Linked DNA regions of Homo sapiens: region 2 is linked to region 1. Evidence: chromatin loops called from intact Hi-C (ENCODE). Cell type or tissue: endothelial cell of umbilical vein. All regions are shown on one strand.

What was found. Peaks named below come from ENCODE experiments on the same cell type or tissue, not always from the same donor. Only the 100,000 strongest peaks of a DNase experiment are listed, where the experiment ranks them.
Region 2: it touches region 1 in a loop (7-fold over the local background); 2 of 110 quality-filtered maps call a loop at or near these places.

What each region holds. Positions count from the first base shown.
Region 1 is chr6:169,930,189-169,938,188 of GRCh38, forward strand. It overlaps LOC107986674 (a long non-coding RNA gene), which reads left to right and starts at 3,455. Exons shown (of 5, transcript XR_001744483.2): 1 at 3,455-3,622; 2 at 6,140-6,296. In endothelial cell of umbilical vein, a CTCF peak has its summit at 820 (motif pointing left); DNase peaks (open chromatin) are centred at 4,373, 5,003 and 5,383; H3K27ac peaks cover 2,446 bases.
Region 2 is chr6:169,847,710-169,855,709 of GRCh38, forward strand. No RefSeq gene overlaps it. Among named protein-coding and RNA genes, the nearest start is that of LINC00242, 53 kb to the left of the region's middle. In endothelial cell of umbilical vein, no CTCF peak of the experiment used is centred here; a DNase peak (open chromatin) is centred at 4,262; H3K27ac peaks cover 1,714 bases.

The DNA of each region.
Region 1 (8,000 bases):
GAAATCACGGCTGATAGGGAAGCAGTAACACATGGAAGCCACCTCCTTTCCAGGTCTGTGGCCCCCTCTGTCCTGGTCCTCATTAACATTAACTATGATGGATTCTCCTCTCTCTTCTGATCCCCTCTTCACTTTTCTCACCCCTGGTGTCCATTACAAGGACCATAAAGAGTTTTCCTTTCTTCAGGGAGATAATGATTGGGAAACACTCTTCTATCACTGTTGCTCTGAAATCATTACCCTTCATAAATACTTAACTTAATTAGGGATTTACTAAAAATCCCTAATATCCATTACATGTATTAGACATATAATAAATACTTATTGTGTGCTTATTGTAGAGTGGGTGGAAATTTAACCCACTTCTGGTCACAGAGCTGGGCGCTGGTCCTTGTGCCCTCCTGAACAAGAATTACAATGGCATCTGTTCCTATCTTTTGTGAAATGCTGAAAGGCTTATTACACCTTGATATCTGAATAGCAGCAATGACTCTCTCTCTCTTTTTGGATAATACTTTATGTATCTTCACATTTTATATTTCTTTTGAAGATTTTAATTCTGCAAATGTGAATTGAAATTTTGAAAGATGTTGGGTTCAGCATTGCAGGTGAACTGCGTTATAGCAAGGGAATATTCTGGCACCAGTTACCTCCCTGAAGTAGCAAGATTTAATTATCTACAACCATCAGAGTCAGTGCTGAAAGTAAAAGGCCTTGCTGGGGGAGATCCCCCACAGGATTCTAGGCCTGGCTGAACCCCAGTGTGACCAAGGGAGTCAACTGTCTTGCAAATTCTTAAACCCTCTAGTGCCTCCTGGTGTCTGGCCAAAGGCTCCGGGGAGATCCCAAGAGAATGAGAATGGTTGTTGATTTTTGACACCCCCAATCTTACACAGCCTAGCATGGGAAGAGATTCGGGCCAGAATAGAACAGATCTGCCTTCGCCAGCTGGACACGTCAGCGGTGGGGTGAGGATGGATAGGTCAGTGGGCTCACTGTCCTCCACCATGAAGTCCAGACAATGACGCCCAGCTTTTGGGGCTAAAGCAAGGTCTGGTGAGTGGACAGGGTTGGGGTCACAGGGCTGGTGAAAATTCAAGCTCAGGCTGGCTCTGGCCACTATGTGTCCTCCCAAGGACATCCTGGGGGCCCACACAGGGAGGGGTGCTGCTGTCCCCTTGCTCCTGCCCCACTCTCAGCAGCTTCCCCAAAGGTATTGTCAAGACACTGAGGATCGCCATGAGTCGTGCTCATGGGGCACCGGTTCTGCATGTGCTCTGCATTCCCCCGTGCTGCTCCCACACAAGCTTTTAGAGGCGGCTGCCACTGCCCTTGCCTCGCGGGGTCAGCAGCGCAAACTGTGCCCTGCAGACGTCCTCTTTCCAGCTCTGCGACAAAGGGCTGCCTTGCCTGCTCTCCTGCAAAGGCTTTTGCTTATTTTAGTGACGTGCATCAAGTGTACATTGTAAAACCATTTCTCTTAAGCCTGCAGGTGTAACTTAATCTTTTATTTGTTCATTAATAGAGCAATTTTGATGTGAAGACTAAAAACACACATTTCCTGTTTCTTTAATACTCAGTGTATACATTTTGCAGATTAAATTTAAATACGTATTTTGGACCAGTTATTTGATAAAATTTCTTCAGACGTTGTTTTTCAAACCATCATCATAAATTTAACATATCTGATTTTCGTAAGTACTTCAAACCCCTAGCAAGGGAAAACTGTAAATCTAATGAATAAGATCTTCTCAGGCAATTAGACAATATTTACAAACAGGCTGCTTGACTCAAAGGTGACTTCCTTAAATCCGAGTTTCTCAGCCCCAGCACTGTGGATGTTTTGAGCGGGTAATTCTTTGTTATGGAGGCTGTCCTACAACAGGGTCTTAAGAGGCCAGCAGCACCTCCCAGTTGTGACAATAAAAATTATCTCCCCACAGTACCAAGGTTACCCCTGACTGGGAACCATTGCCTTAAGTATTTAAACACTGATGAAAAGCTTAATCTTTTTAAAACTTTAAAATTCTTAAGCATTTTGATAAGCTCACAAATTTATACTTCAGATGCTCATAAACTTCAGATGCCTTTAAAAATTAAAATATCAAAACTCTTACAAAGCTCATTGCTTCAAGTCCAGTTGACCGATTACCAAATCAGCCAGAGAATTTTCTTCTCTGGCTGTCTACACCCCTGTCTCCCTTCCGGGACTTTCTGACCCTGCTAAGGGGATGTGCTCACCCAACTAGAAGCTGTGGAATTACCTCTCAGGCTGCCTGAGGTCACGCACTCATGGTTTCTGGTCAGAGTCTCAGGTCAGAGGACAAGAACTGAGGGTTGAGGTCAGAGATTTGGGACCAGCAGGGGCTCCGGGGCGCCGCTTGCGGGGTGGTGAGCCCCGTATTGGCTCCATGACTCCTTCATGGGGCCTCCCAGCCCACGCCCTTCGCTGGGCCTCGCAAACCTCCCGGGATCCGGTGAGTCCAGCTTCCTTTGTAGCCTTGTCGCTTTAGAAATGTTATTACTCATTTTGACCTGACAGAGTTTACCGCCTTCTGAGCCAGCCTTTCACGCGATTGGCCAGGTAGGGCCCTGAACGCCTGTGTGGGTGGATCAGTGCACACACGCGCGGTAGACGTGATCTGGGGCTCGCAGGGCCTCCTGGTCCTGCTGCACACGGCTGGCCGACCCTTCCTCTCAGCGTTCCCCTCTCAGACTCCATAGATAATGATGCTTATTTTTAACAGCGACGTTATTATTTGTGGTTGAAGTTTTACAGCAGAGCAATTTCTGATCTCAGCTCTAAAGAGAACATCTACCTCTGTGGGTTATTTTCCACCGGTATGTTTGGAATTTGCTTGTGCTGTAATTTGGCAACTCCTGAAACTTTAGCCTAAAAAATTTTGTGTGAGGTTTTGAAACGATACTTAGAAACCTGAGAAAAATATAAAACACTCTCAGATCCACACATCAAGCATGAGGCCTTTTCCTAAAGTACTCAGTGTTTGTTGAGGGAGTGAATGGAGGCCCCCAAGCCTTCATTAATTCTGATGCGGACCCCTGAGCTCTCCTTGTCCTCTGGGCTCGCGACTCCCTCCTTCTTCTGAGGCAAATGGGGAGGTTTGAGCACAAACACTCACTGGAATTAAGCCTGGTTTGTAGGACTCGCGGGGGAGGGAGGGGAACACCAGCTACAGAGTCAGGGACCCTGTCTGGGGCTCCCAAGGCTCACAGCAGGTGTTCAGCAGCAGGTGACGCTCACACCTGCCTCTGGTTGGGCCTGTTTAACTGCTCACACCTGCCTCTGGTTGGGCCTGTTTAACTGCTCACACCTGCCTCTGGTTGGCGGCCTATTTAACTCCTCACCTGCCCGTCTTCTACTCTGATCACAAAGATCCCTCGTCCCCGCCCCCCACAACCCCCTACAACCTCCTCTGTTTTGCATGCGAGGTCCCTCACAGCGTAGGCTCAGGCCCTAGGAAGAGTGGAGGAGCTGCTGGAGCAGCAGATGCGGCGAGGACTGCTGGACCTGGGGATCCTGCTACCTGGCCTGTTGCCGTCTGTGGCCCACCAGCCCCATTAGGGCAGCAACAACGCCCAGAGGAGCCTCTCGCTTAACCAGGTAAGAATTCGGAAGGAAGTCTTTGGCTTATGGCTGCTGTGGACTGAAATGGATCCCCCAGGATCCATGCACTGAAGTCCTAAGCCCCCTGTGACGGTGTTAGGGTGGGGTCTTTGGGAGGTGCTGAGGTTGGATGGAGTCCTGTGGGTGGAGGCCTCAGGATGGCACAGGTGTCCCTGCAAGAAGAGAAAAGGGAGTGCTGGCTTCCTCCTCGGCCTTGCCAAGCTCAGTGAGAAGGTGCCTCTGTGAGCCAGGAAGAGGCCTCAGTGGACCCTCCTCTGCTGGCACCTTGACCCCAGGCTTGCAGTCCCAAGCTGGGGGATGGGCATCTGCTGCTGAAGCACCTTTGGCTGTGGCTTTGTTTATGGCCTGGGCTGGCTCGGATGCTGGTCTCAGCAGCCTGGAAGAGAACGGGGTCAGGCCGGCACCCCCTTGGAGGAAGCGAGGCCGGCAGACGGGCTGTGTGCGGGTGCCTGTCCTGGCCTCAAGCGCTCCGCGCTGTCTCCTTTAGGGAACGTGGGATGTAAATCCACACTGATGTGTGGCTTCTCATGGCCTTCCTCCGTGCGGATAAACGGCGACCCCGCTTTAGTAGCAGCCAGAAGTGAATTCCAGACAATATGCACGGAGTGTACGGGCGAGCCCTGGCTGCACTGTGGACGATGACCAGGCCCACGGGACAGCAGCCGGGTCCGCCCGTTTCCTCCTGGCCCCATCTGGTAATCAGGCTTTGCCCTGGGCAGACTGCCCGGCAGCCTGGGCCGTGTTTGTCTTGGCGCACGTCCTGCGTCCGCTGCTGGTTCACGGTCGTGGTGCATCTCTTGCGTGAAATGTGCCCTTGCCTCACAGCCCCACCGTGTCCCTGTGATATGTGGGTACGAACACAGGCCCCTAAGCAAGAGCAAATTGCATTTCCTCCCCAGAGGGACGCGGTTCTTCCTGAGCTCCGGGGACCTCGCGGTAGCCTTCAAACACATGGCAGTGTGGCACCCTTGAGTCCCACAAAGCTGAGAGAACCTCATGGTCTGTGTTACTAAACTCTGTCATATCCTGAAACGATGACCTCTCCAACCCATCATAATCATAACAATGAATTTCAGATATGCCTGAACACCAAAAGCAGTAGGTAAAGGTGATTTTTCTTTGTTTTCTGAAGCCGGAGGGGTATGAACACTCCCCGGGCACACACTCGCACACTCCCTGCGTGAGTCTCAAGGCTGGACAGGGCATTTCCACAAAAGAAACCTGTGGAAAGCAGCCCTTCTTCTTGGCGAGGCCTGGAAGTGGCTCGGTCCCTGAGGACGTGGGGGGCGTTCTCCTCAGCGTCCACTTAGGTTTCAGCGAAGAAGTCCAGGACATTGGTGCAAGCAAACACGGTTTTCCTCGCCAGCTCTTCTTTCACTGTGTTGTGATTGGGTGTTGGGTCTGTTGATGGAAATAAAGCCAGGTCAGCATCAGCAGGGCTGACACGAGGGAGCCCACGTTGAGCCGGAGCAGCCGTGGGGGCTTGGGCTTTTAACAGCTTTGTCCAAGTAGGCACGGGTAGCCCCAGTGTCCCGGGAGCTATGAGTCCCAGTGGCACCCACAACCTGTTGAGCTAGGAGGCCTGGAGGGGCAGGTGGCTGATCCGTGGCAGCTCCAGGGGCCCGCCCCTGCTGAGCTGGACAGCAAATATGCCAACACCACGCAGGGGTGATTTTACGACAGGAAGAGAGGCCGGGATGTGAGTCTTCCCGACCAACCAGGCCCCGGGAAGCTGTGGTGGAATTTCACGCTCAACTGCAGGGCACTGTGGGCAGGGATGTATGTCTGCTGACCCTGGCTTGCACCCAGGCTGACCGCACAATCCCCGTTCAGTGAGGGAGGCAGCTGAGTTCAAAAAAGATCGGGTTTGAGCGGTAAATACCACTCAGGTCTTCCTCCTCTTGGATTTGATTTATGTTTTCTGGAGCCGAGCAAACATACCACACTGTGGTCCTTGCTAGGGAGGGTGCGCAGTATTCCTCAGGCTGGGGCCACCTCCGACCTGCACAGTGGACTCACGCCGTCCCCACACTTGCCCTCTTACTGCCCCGTGCTCTCTGGAGTTGGGACCCCCTGGCCTGGAGATGTACCCAGAGGAGAGAGTGAAAGGGAGGAGCCAACGCAGAGACTGGCAGGTCTTTTTGCAAAAACCAAGTCAAGTGCCCCGTGGGCTCCACCCAGGAGAGTGCCCGGGGGTCCCCTGGGTAACAGGGTTAATGCAGCCCAGGCCTGCCTGCCCCCAGGCTGTGGGGTGCGGGTGCGTGCTTGGCAGGAGCAGGCCTGATGCAGAAGGGGATTCCGGGGCCTCCCCATCACGCTGCCAGCCTTTTCCCATCCTCCAGGGTGCTGCTGAGGCCAAGGGAACTGGGTCAGGGCAGGGTGGCACCTAGGAGCTGCCAGCTGCACTTATTTTCATTTTATTACTAGCTTTTTGGTATCCTCGGGGAACTGTTTCTGGCCAACTCACATTCACCCCTGGCCTGTACCTCACAGGTTCAAGGAGCAGCTGAACCTCGGCCCACATCTCAGGGAATCAGCAGTGAGTCCAGATCTCACCGCACCTTCCCGGAAGTCACTTGGTCCCTGGAGATTCAAAACCGTGTGAGGCACAAACAGCAGCGATGGTCTCTGGTCTCCACCGACTTGGCCGGTAAGCGGCTGTGGGACCTGGCAGGTCCAGGGGTCTCCACGGCACAGTGAGGACGAGCTGGCCCGGACCTTGAGTGAGCGTTGGGTGTCGGCACAGTGCAGGGGAGCTGCCAGACCCAGGGAATGGCGTTCTCGCTAGTTTAGAAAGCAAAGGGTCTGCCTAGTCCTAAGAGAGTGGGGTTTCCACATAGCCTGAGGGTGGGCAGTGAAGAGGAGCTGCGGCTCTTACATGCCGAGCTGCTGAAACGAAGCCCCAGAAACCCAGCGGCTGGACCAGCAGGGATGCGGCCTCCCACGGTCCTAGAGCCCGGATGTCTGAGAGCCAAGGCCGGGCGGGCCAGGCGCGGCCCCTCCAAAGAATCCGGGGAGACTCGGCCCTGCAGCCCTCCTGGCGACTCCTTCCTCGGCCTGCAGACGCTGCCCCCCAGCCCCAGCCTCCGTCTTCACGTGGCGTTTCCCCGTGTCTATGTTCAAATTTCCCTCTTCCCCTAAGGACACCAGCCGTTGGACCAGACCCATCCTAATGACCTCACCTTAACTTGGCCATATCTGCAAAGACCCTCTCTCCGACTACAGTGACATCCTGAGGCTCCAGGGAAATGAATTCGGGGGCACTGCCCAACCCAGCCCAGTGCCGCGGCCCATCGGGCTCTGCGTCGCCTGTGACTCCTGCCCCACGTCTCTGCAGGGTCTCTCTGCCGTTTTCCAGGTTAGGGAACCGAGGTCAGGGCACGTCTCTGCAGGGTCTCTCTGCCGTTTTCCAGGTTAGGGAACCGAGGTCAGGGCACGTCTCTGCAGGGTCTCTCTGCCGTTTTCCAGGTTAGGGAACCGAGGTCAGGGCAGCTCGGTGAGCGCCCACACGGCAGGAGGCTGCCTTTGAGCCATATTGTCTGACCACAAAGTTCTCATAGAGAATGATTGTGCCGGACTCTGAGCTGACCTTCCAGATACTGTGCGGGCCAGGGAAAGAGAAGCCCATGTGCCCTGTGTTCAAACGTTTAAAGTTACAAATCAAACTAAAAGTGTGCTGGGGGCCCTGACCCAGACAACGCGCCTGACAGACCACACTGGAATCCTTTGGACCCTGCCGAGCCCTGTGCAGAAGCACGAGGTGTGGAGAGCACAGGACAGAGGCTGGGGCTCCAGACCTGCCTCCGGTCCCACCTGCCCGCCGGCCCCACATAGGGCCAGGCCCCAGGGTGAAGGGTGCTCACTTCAAGGGGGCGGCTGAGGCAGACCCTGCAGGCCTGGAGCAGCAGGGACTCTGGGGGGCTACAAAGCCCAGACCACCGTGCCAGGTTGGGTTCTGTGTGGACGTGGTCTGGTCTCTGCATGCTCCATCTGCGAGGGTGTCCGTGCGGCCTGGGCTGGGCTTGCTGCCTGAAGCCTCCTGCCTGCCCTGTCTGTGCCCCACACCCTCCTTCTTTGCCAGCTCTGAGTTCCTTCCCTGTGAAATTCTCATCTTCCTGGGTCCCTTGGGAGCAAGACACCACCTCAAGGAAGGCAGAAAGTGGAAGCTTCTGAGCCTGGGACGCAGCCTCCTCCCTCACCTGCCCCCTGCCAGATGAAAGGCCTGGCTCCTGCCGACAGGGCTTGTTTTCCTATTGTTCTGCAGAAGCATGTAGCCCGCCGCCTCCTCCGTTAACAGGCATAGGCTTCCTCTGTCCACTCTTTTGCTGGGATCTCCAGGACCCAGTGCTTTTTC
Region 2 (8,000 bases), 82 kb before region 1:
TAGTACAAGTGTTAACAACCCATATTAAATCAGGTGTCTTTTAACAGAAACACACATAAAACAAGCTTATGTATTGATTGGCTGATGAGAATGGGACCAGAGGCTTTCAGGAGATTCACCAGAGGAGTGATGGTTCGGGACTCACTGACTCAATGTTGGCAGTGACTTGATGGAACATAATGACAGTGAGGAGCTGCCGTCACTTTAGGATATCTCTTTCCTCATCCTTTCCGTCTGCCTCATTGAGCTGCCAACTCACTGCTGAGTCAGCACCACCCAGCAAAGATATTCCCAGATCCTGGACTTTCAGAAATGGTGTGAGATCATCAATATTTGTTGACTAGGCTGCTAAGTGTTTGGTGACTTTGTTTCGGAGCCATAGATGGCTGACACGCAGGCTTCATCCACAGAAGCAGGAGGCTGCACTAAAGACCATGCTGGATCCCTCGGCTGCTGGTCCTGGGGTCCTGTTGCACTCACCCTGTTGGCGTGGTCTCCCCTCTGGAGCCTGACCCTCTGCCCATCACCTGTAGTGTCTGCAACGCAGGGAAACAGCTGGGCAGGGTTTGTTAGAGACAGCTGCTTGCGGGAGGGATGGGACTTCCTCTGCAGGCACAACACTCATTGGCACTGCTCGGGGACTCCCAACTTTCAGAATTCTGAAGGCAACCCACAAATAGGTTGAGAATGTTAGTATTTCCCCCAATTTAACAAAAGTAGAAATACCAAGTGGATACAATACAAAAGCTTACAACTTATTATTTTTTTTTTTTTGAGACAGAGTTTCGCTCTTGTGGCCCAGGCTGGAGTGCAATGGCACGATCTCAGCTCATGGCAACCTCCGCCTCCCGGGTTCAAGCAATTCTCCTGCCTTAGCCTCTCTAGTAGCTGGGAATACAGGCATGTGCCACCACACCCGGCTAATTTTGTATTTTTAGTAGAGACGGGGTTTCTCCATGTTGGTAAAGCTGGTCTGGAACTCCTGACCTCAGGCGATCTGCCTGCCTCAGCCTCCCAAAGTACTGGGAAAACAGGCGTGAGCCACTGTGCCCGGCCATTTTGTCTTCTTCATTATTCTCTTCCAGATAAGGTTTCTGGCTGCATGAATACCATTGCCCCCCTTTCACCTCGAAACTCAATCGCATAAACACTTTTGATTCATGTTTAGCCGGTGGTTATTAAGGGATCTAAGTCTTCTTGCCTCACCTTTCATGGAGAATCCCTTCTTGGGCAGAATGAGGCTGGCCTGAGTGCCCATCTTCACAGAACTATTTTGGCCTCTCCTTCCACCACTATCTGGGTGTAGTGAGAACGAAGCTCCGGCTTCTCAGCAATGGTGGTTGGTGTTTAAAAACCTTCAGTTGGTTTCAGGACAGGCACTGCCGGAGCTCCACACGAAGCTCTGCAGCCACGCCCAAGGGCAGCCTGTTCTGTTGGCCACACAGGGCCCTGCGTGTCACTTGTCATGTGTAACAAATCTCCCAAACAGCAGCCGGCAGCACCCCAAACCCACAGGCCCGCTTGGCCACCACATTCAGCAGCTGTTACCTTTGCTCATCAATGGCCGTTCAAACGGCTGCCTATTGATCGTGGGCCTAGAAAGGCACAGCTGAGCTCGTTCAAAGACGTTTGTCACGGAGCCACAGGTTTCCATCTTGACCTTCTTGCCCTGGTTTTCATTCCTCCTTCTCTTCTCCCACATTCCTCCGACTCTCACTTTTGTTTGCAAACCTCTGGCAAAATGCAGCGTCATTCTTTTTAGGTCGTAACAGTCATGGTGGCCGTTGTGCTCCAGCTCTCAGGACACGGGGTCAAGGGCATGGAGGTCCCTTCAGGAGTTGGGGGAGGCTGGCTCTCCGCCTGTCCACGTGGGCAGGTCAAGGGAGTGGAGGTTCCGTCAGGAGTGGCGGGAGGCTGGCTCTCCACCTGTCCACCTGGGCAGATGAAGGGTGCAGAGGCGCCTTAAGGAGCGGTGAGAGGCTGGCTCTCCGCCTGTCCACTTGGGCCGATGCTATCTCCGAGCTGCAGCCTCAAATTGGCTTTGTGCATCTCAAGGCTGGGGAGGAGCCTGCATGGAGGTGCCAGTGTCTGTGCAGGGGCCACGGGATGCTGAGCTCAGGGCTGCTGTCTGCACCCCTTAAATGGAAGAATGGAGTGCTGGGGAAACAGGATGGGCTGTCTTCCTGGAGAAGAAGAACTGGAGACCACAAATCCTGTTAGAAACCACGGACTGTGGACTTTAGAGGCCACACAGCCTCAGTTGCAGGGGTGACAGTAAATCTGCTCTTTTAAAATCCTTTATCTTAAAAATTCTCACGCACATCTAAATGTAAAGAGAGAAGGAGAGCGAATCCATCGTCCAGGCTGAAAAATCAGCCACATCCTGCTACCCTGCCTCCAGCTGTGTCCCCACATGCTTTAAAATAAATCACAGACAACATGTCATCTCTTCCACCTATTTCGTGTCTCTAGCAAATGGGTTCTCTTCTTCACATCACCGCAGTGTAGTCATTTCACCTGACAGTTAGTGATGATTCCCTAATGTCATCCAATACCCAGTCCGTGTTCACTTTCTCTGGTGGCCTCTGAAGGTTTTTTGACCAAGGATGTGCAGCGTGCTTGCGTTGGACTCTGAGCACACCCAGCTGGCCTCCGGACGGCACATCTCTGAAAGTCCTCAGTCTTCAGCCGTTTCCTACCCCTGTGAAGTGCATTTTAACTGAAGACACTGGGTCATTCTTCCTGTAGAATTTTCACTCTGTTTACCTGACGCTTTTCTTGGGCCTTAATGTTGGCATTTCCCCAAATCCCATCCTTGACCGCCTTGTCCCCTGCCTACACTTTCGTCCTGGTTATCACATTTATTCCTAGGACTCTAATTGAGAACTCAATGCTAATGGCTCCCAAGTCTATATATTTTCCCCAGCTCTCTGTCTTGAGATCCAATGGTATCTAAGAGTGCGGGATTTCTCTGCTTAGATAACACATAATAACTCAAACTTAAAATGTCCAATTCTGAGCTCATCCTCCTCTCCTTCAAGCCTGTTCCTTCCCCTGCCCCATACTCCTTGAATGAGGATCTGCTGGTGTTTCAGACACAGCAAGCCCTGCAACCACTGGAGAATGTGCCCATTATGGAACCGACCATTGGTGGGAACCTGGCTAGGGGCTCGTTCCTCTAGGGCGTGTGCCTGTGGGAATGCGAGGAGGGTCACTAGTGCACGTGAGGCCCTGGCAATGGGGAGGAGGCCGGAGAGCCGCCGGGCTGTGTGCAGGAGCTCCAGCTCCACCCATGCCCAGAGCATAGGGCAGGACACAGATGTCGGAGGGAATAGCCCACAGTGGACCCAAGTCCTTTCCAAAGTGCAAGAGAGAAAATACTGTCCGCCGAGACAAGGGTTGCGCACACACCTCTCCAGCGGCTTTGGGACTAAGTTTGCTGTATGCAGATGTGAGTAACTCCAGCCCAGGCTGTTTTGCCTTCTCCCTGGAAGCCTGGAATAACGATACCACCAGAGGTTTGTTTTGCCAGTAGTTCTCCATTTTTATGGTGAAGGACGGGGACCCTGTGCGCATGGAGACTTATCTCTGGGAAGGATGAGGAAGGAGCTCAGTCTTTCTGAATTTTATGGCATAGGTTTCTAAAAACTTTTGCAATAGAAAAATGTGTAGTTATAAAGAATAAAATCTTAAAAAGTAACACTAGGTGACTAAGGTGGAATGTGGACTGACAAATTCATTTGAGGCTTTTTAACTATTCAGTAAAATAAAGCGATGAGGACTCTGTATCAGTTACCTGTTGGTGCTGTAAAAAGTTACCGCACATGCAGTGGCTTAAAACAACACAAACATATTATCTTACGGTTCTGGAGAGCACAAGTCCAGCCTCAGTTTCACTGGGCAAAGTCAAGGTGCTGGTGGGCTGGTTCCTGCTGGAGGCCCCACAGCAGTGTGCGTTTCCTTGTTTTCCAGCTTCCAGGGGCCTGGCCCATTTGTCTTCAAAGCCCGTGGCTCCAGCCTCCGCTTCCGCCACCGTGGGGCCTTCCCTCTGACGCCTCCCTCTTACAGGGACCCTGGTGATTACCCAGTGTAAACTGGGCCCAGGGTAATCCGGGATAATTTCCTGTCTCAAGGTTCTTAACTTAATCTCATTTGCAAAGTCCCTTTTGCCTCACAGGTCACAGAATCCTAGGTTCTGGGGATTAGGATGTGGCCATATCCCGGGGGAGGTTATGACTCAGCTACCACAAACATCACATCAAATTGGCTTGTACGACTGCGTAGATCTTAAATAACAATGGGTCCTTCCTGAGGCTGATTTCCGCTCACTCTCGCTTCTTGTTAGAAACATTTTTGTGTTTCCTTTGCAGCAGCTTTTCCTCCTCATAGCTGTCCTGCGTCTGACATCAGGTTTCCTTGTTTGCAGGCCTGCCCTGCTCCAGGTACTGACCCAGAAAGAGCTTTGGGAGCTCCTTTTGGGGGCTCAGTGCCCTATGACTCAGGAGGTAGCTTCTGGGGCCCTTGCCACCACCCGAAGTCTGTAGGCCCTGCTCCCCGGCTGCCTCCCGCCGGCTCTCGCATGGCCCAGCCCTCCCCTTCCGGGCATCCGCCTCGCCTTGCAGTAGTGAGGCCAGGACAGCCTTGCCCATCTCCCCCTCGCTGCTCAGCAGAGCCTCTGGCTCTTCCTCTGCTGGCCTCAGCTCCCACTTTTCCTCCTGATATTCCTCAAAAGTCACAGAGCTCTAGGACCTCCACAAGCTCTTGCAGGTGGGAAGGAGAGGGACTGGAGTAAATCTGTTCCCACATTCCCAAGGCTGACACATGTGGCAAGGAGGTCACATTCCCTGTGATCCCTGAGTATCTCTGCCATCAGAGCAGGGCCGCTGCCATGAGCCTCTGTGTCTGAGCCACACCCCTGCCTGGGGACTTAGCTACTCTGTAGGCCCTGCTGCTCTGGGCCTAGTTCCCCCGGAGGTGTGAGCCCTCCTAGCATATTCTGCTGACTGATGTTCTTACTCTGCACAGTACCGGCCCTTGTCCATCTCTTCCAAAATGAAGAGAGGCTCCCAGGGAGGAGGACCCCATGGGGGGCTGCTCGGGCTTCTTGAACTCCAAGGTTTAGATGTTATAAAAATATTTCTTGCAGTACACACACAGCCATGTGTGTATATGTGCATGTGCACGTGTGTGGGTGTGTGCATGTGTGTAGATATGTGCACATGCTTGGTTTGTGCATTTGTATATGTGGTGTGTGCATGTGTACCCATGTGTGCATGTATGTCTATCTGCATGTGTGTGGTTTGTGCATATGCATGTGTGTGAAGGTGTGTGCATGTGTGTGTGCATCTGTATGCAGGTGTGTGCATATGTTAGCATGTGTATATACATGTGTGGATTTGTGTGTAGGTGTGTTGGCATGTGTGCACACATGTGTGGATTTGTGTGTAGGTGTGTTGGCATATGTGTACACATGTGTGGATTTGTGTGTAGGTGTGTTGGCATGTGTATACATGTGTGGATTTGTGTGTAGGTGTGTTGGCATGTGTGTATACGTGTGTCCATTTGCGTGTAGGTGTGTTGGCATGCGTGTATACGTGTGTCCATTTGTGTGTAGGTGTGTTGGCATGTGTGTATACGTGTGTCCATTTGTGGCATGCGTGTATATGTGTGTCCATTTGTGTGGTGTGTTGGCATGCATGTATACATGTGTGGATTTGTGTGTAGGTGTGTTGGCATGTGTGTATACATGTGTCCATTTGTGTGTAGGTGTGTTGGCATGTGTGTTGTGCACATGTGTATACATGTGTGCATATGTTGCTTGTGTATGTGTGCATGTGTGTGCACACACGTGCCCTGGAGCATGCACACTTTGTAGGGCAGCTCTGGGACAGCTCCCACACCCCCTGAGCTCGGGCGCGGCTGCTCTTTGCTGGATCTGGGCTCATTGCCCTGTCTGATGGGGCTCTCCAGGATCCCTCCTGCTCCAGGGTTCCTTCTCCCCTTTTTGCATTCTGTCTCTATCCTTCTCTTGGGTCGTGTGTCTGAATGCTAACTACAGAAAGGCCGGCAGTTTCCCTGAGGGAGCCCTCAGTTCCCATGGGAATCAGGCCCTGTGAAGGGATAATTGGAGGAGTGTGTGGGGGAGAGAAGGTTTCAGCACCTCCTCATGGGAAATCCACTCACGTCTCAGCTGCAGTGAGCATGCGCCCCGGCAGCGCTGGGCCCCGTCGGTGTGCTTGGTGTTGGGGTACAACCCCACACATGGATTTGGGCCGTTTTAAGGACCAGCCAGGTCTGCTTTGAACCTGCTCTGATGGGTTGAAAGCAAATGAATAACACGTTGGGCTAAAATCATGTGATTCAGTTTTATGCTTTTAGAATTCGCTTTGTCTACTCTCTATTCTGACCATAGGAATAGGAGATAATGTTGAAAATATTTATGAAATGTAAAGCCCAGGGCGCCATGGATTCGGGCAGTCTGGGTAGCTGCCTGCCCCAGTGACCACAGGGCTGCCCTGGGCCCATGTTGGCTTTGGAAGCAGGTAGTTGTTCAAAGATAAGTAATGGCAATAGGTCAGCTTGTTTAGCTGCCCAGGGGTATGTATTGCTGGGAACTCTTTCTGGGTGATGATGTGGGAAAATGTCATTCACGGCCACGATGAACCTATTCTGAAAGTCATCCAGGTGAGGGTGGCATCGGTGGGGTCCGGTTCTCATCCTGGTGCTGGGACCAGCCCACAGCTGCCTCCCTGGAGCATCCTGACTGCATCCCAGGGCTTTGGGTTCTTGCTGGTCATTCCCTGAGGGTGGAGAGTGGGGCCGTGGCCACTCACCCGCTTTTTACTTGCATGATCTCATGGCTTCTGGTCACTGAGAGGTGCAGGTGTGTAGCCTGATTAGAACCCCTGCCCCTCAAAGCTTGCCTGTTCTGTGGCTTGTGCTTAAGGCCTGGCCGCGGGGAAAGGTGCTCAGCAAGGGTGGCTTGTGCTGACGGAGGTGCCTTCCAGCACACCCCAGGCATCCTGTGCTGAGGCCTTGGGTTTGGTCTTTTGGAAGCTGAATCTCTGAACAACCAGCCTATCAGTCAGGGTTCTCCAGAGAAACAGAACCAACCGGATACACAGTTCAAAGAATTTGTTTTTAAAAATTGGCTCATGTGGTTGTGGGGGCTGGCATATCTGAAATCTGCAGGGAGGCTGGAGTCAGGCGGGCTTCTGTATTATGGTCTTGAGGCAGAGCTCCTCTGGGAAACCTAAGTTTTACTTTTACTCAGGTTTTACTCCTTCAACTGATTGGACACGGCCCACCTGCATATGGAGGGGAATCTGCTTTACTCAAAGTCAATTGATTGTAGTTGTCAATCACATCTGCAAATGCATCCACAGCAGCAACTGGACTGGTGTTTGACCAAACAACAACTTGGTGGCATAATGGCCCACCAAGGTGACACAAAATTCACGATCACACCCAGTCTGGAATTTCTTTCAATGGTTGTACTTGAGTATTATTTCCTGAACTTTAACAGCAGTTTTCTTCAAACACAGCCATGTAAGTTCAAGTTTTTAATTTACTTTAAAATGGTTGTTGAGAAAATTGTGCTTTAGTGAAGCACCTAATGCCCCTATATTTGTACCATGTGAGAGATTTCTCTTGAAAATTAGTGTTAAGAATATATTTTCTTTTCCTGAGAAATAGAAACTAAATGTTTTGTGATAAACCATGTTTACATTTTTGCCTTGGCTGCTAGGGAGCTCAAAGCCAAATTTGATTTATGATTATAAGGATTATGTTGATTTTCTATTTTTTAAAAAGCCAATTTCTCCCATATTTCCCTTACCCATTTCCTTCTGAATTCCCATTTGCATTGTCTATTTTTTTGTCAACTACATCAAAACTTTTTCAAAGGCAAACAATACAAATACATTTCCATAAATAAATTATTTCAATGCTCTCAAATAAATGGGTCTGAACTTAACATTTTGATAGCACAAATGTGTTTA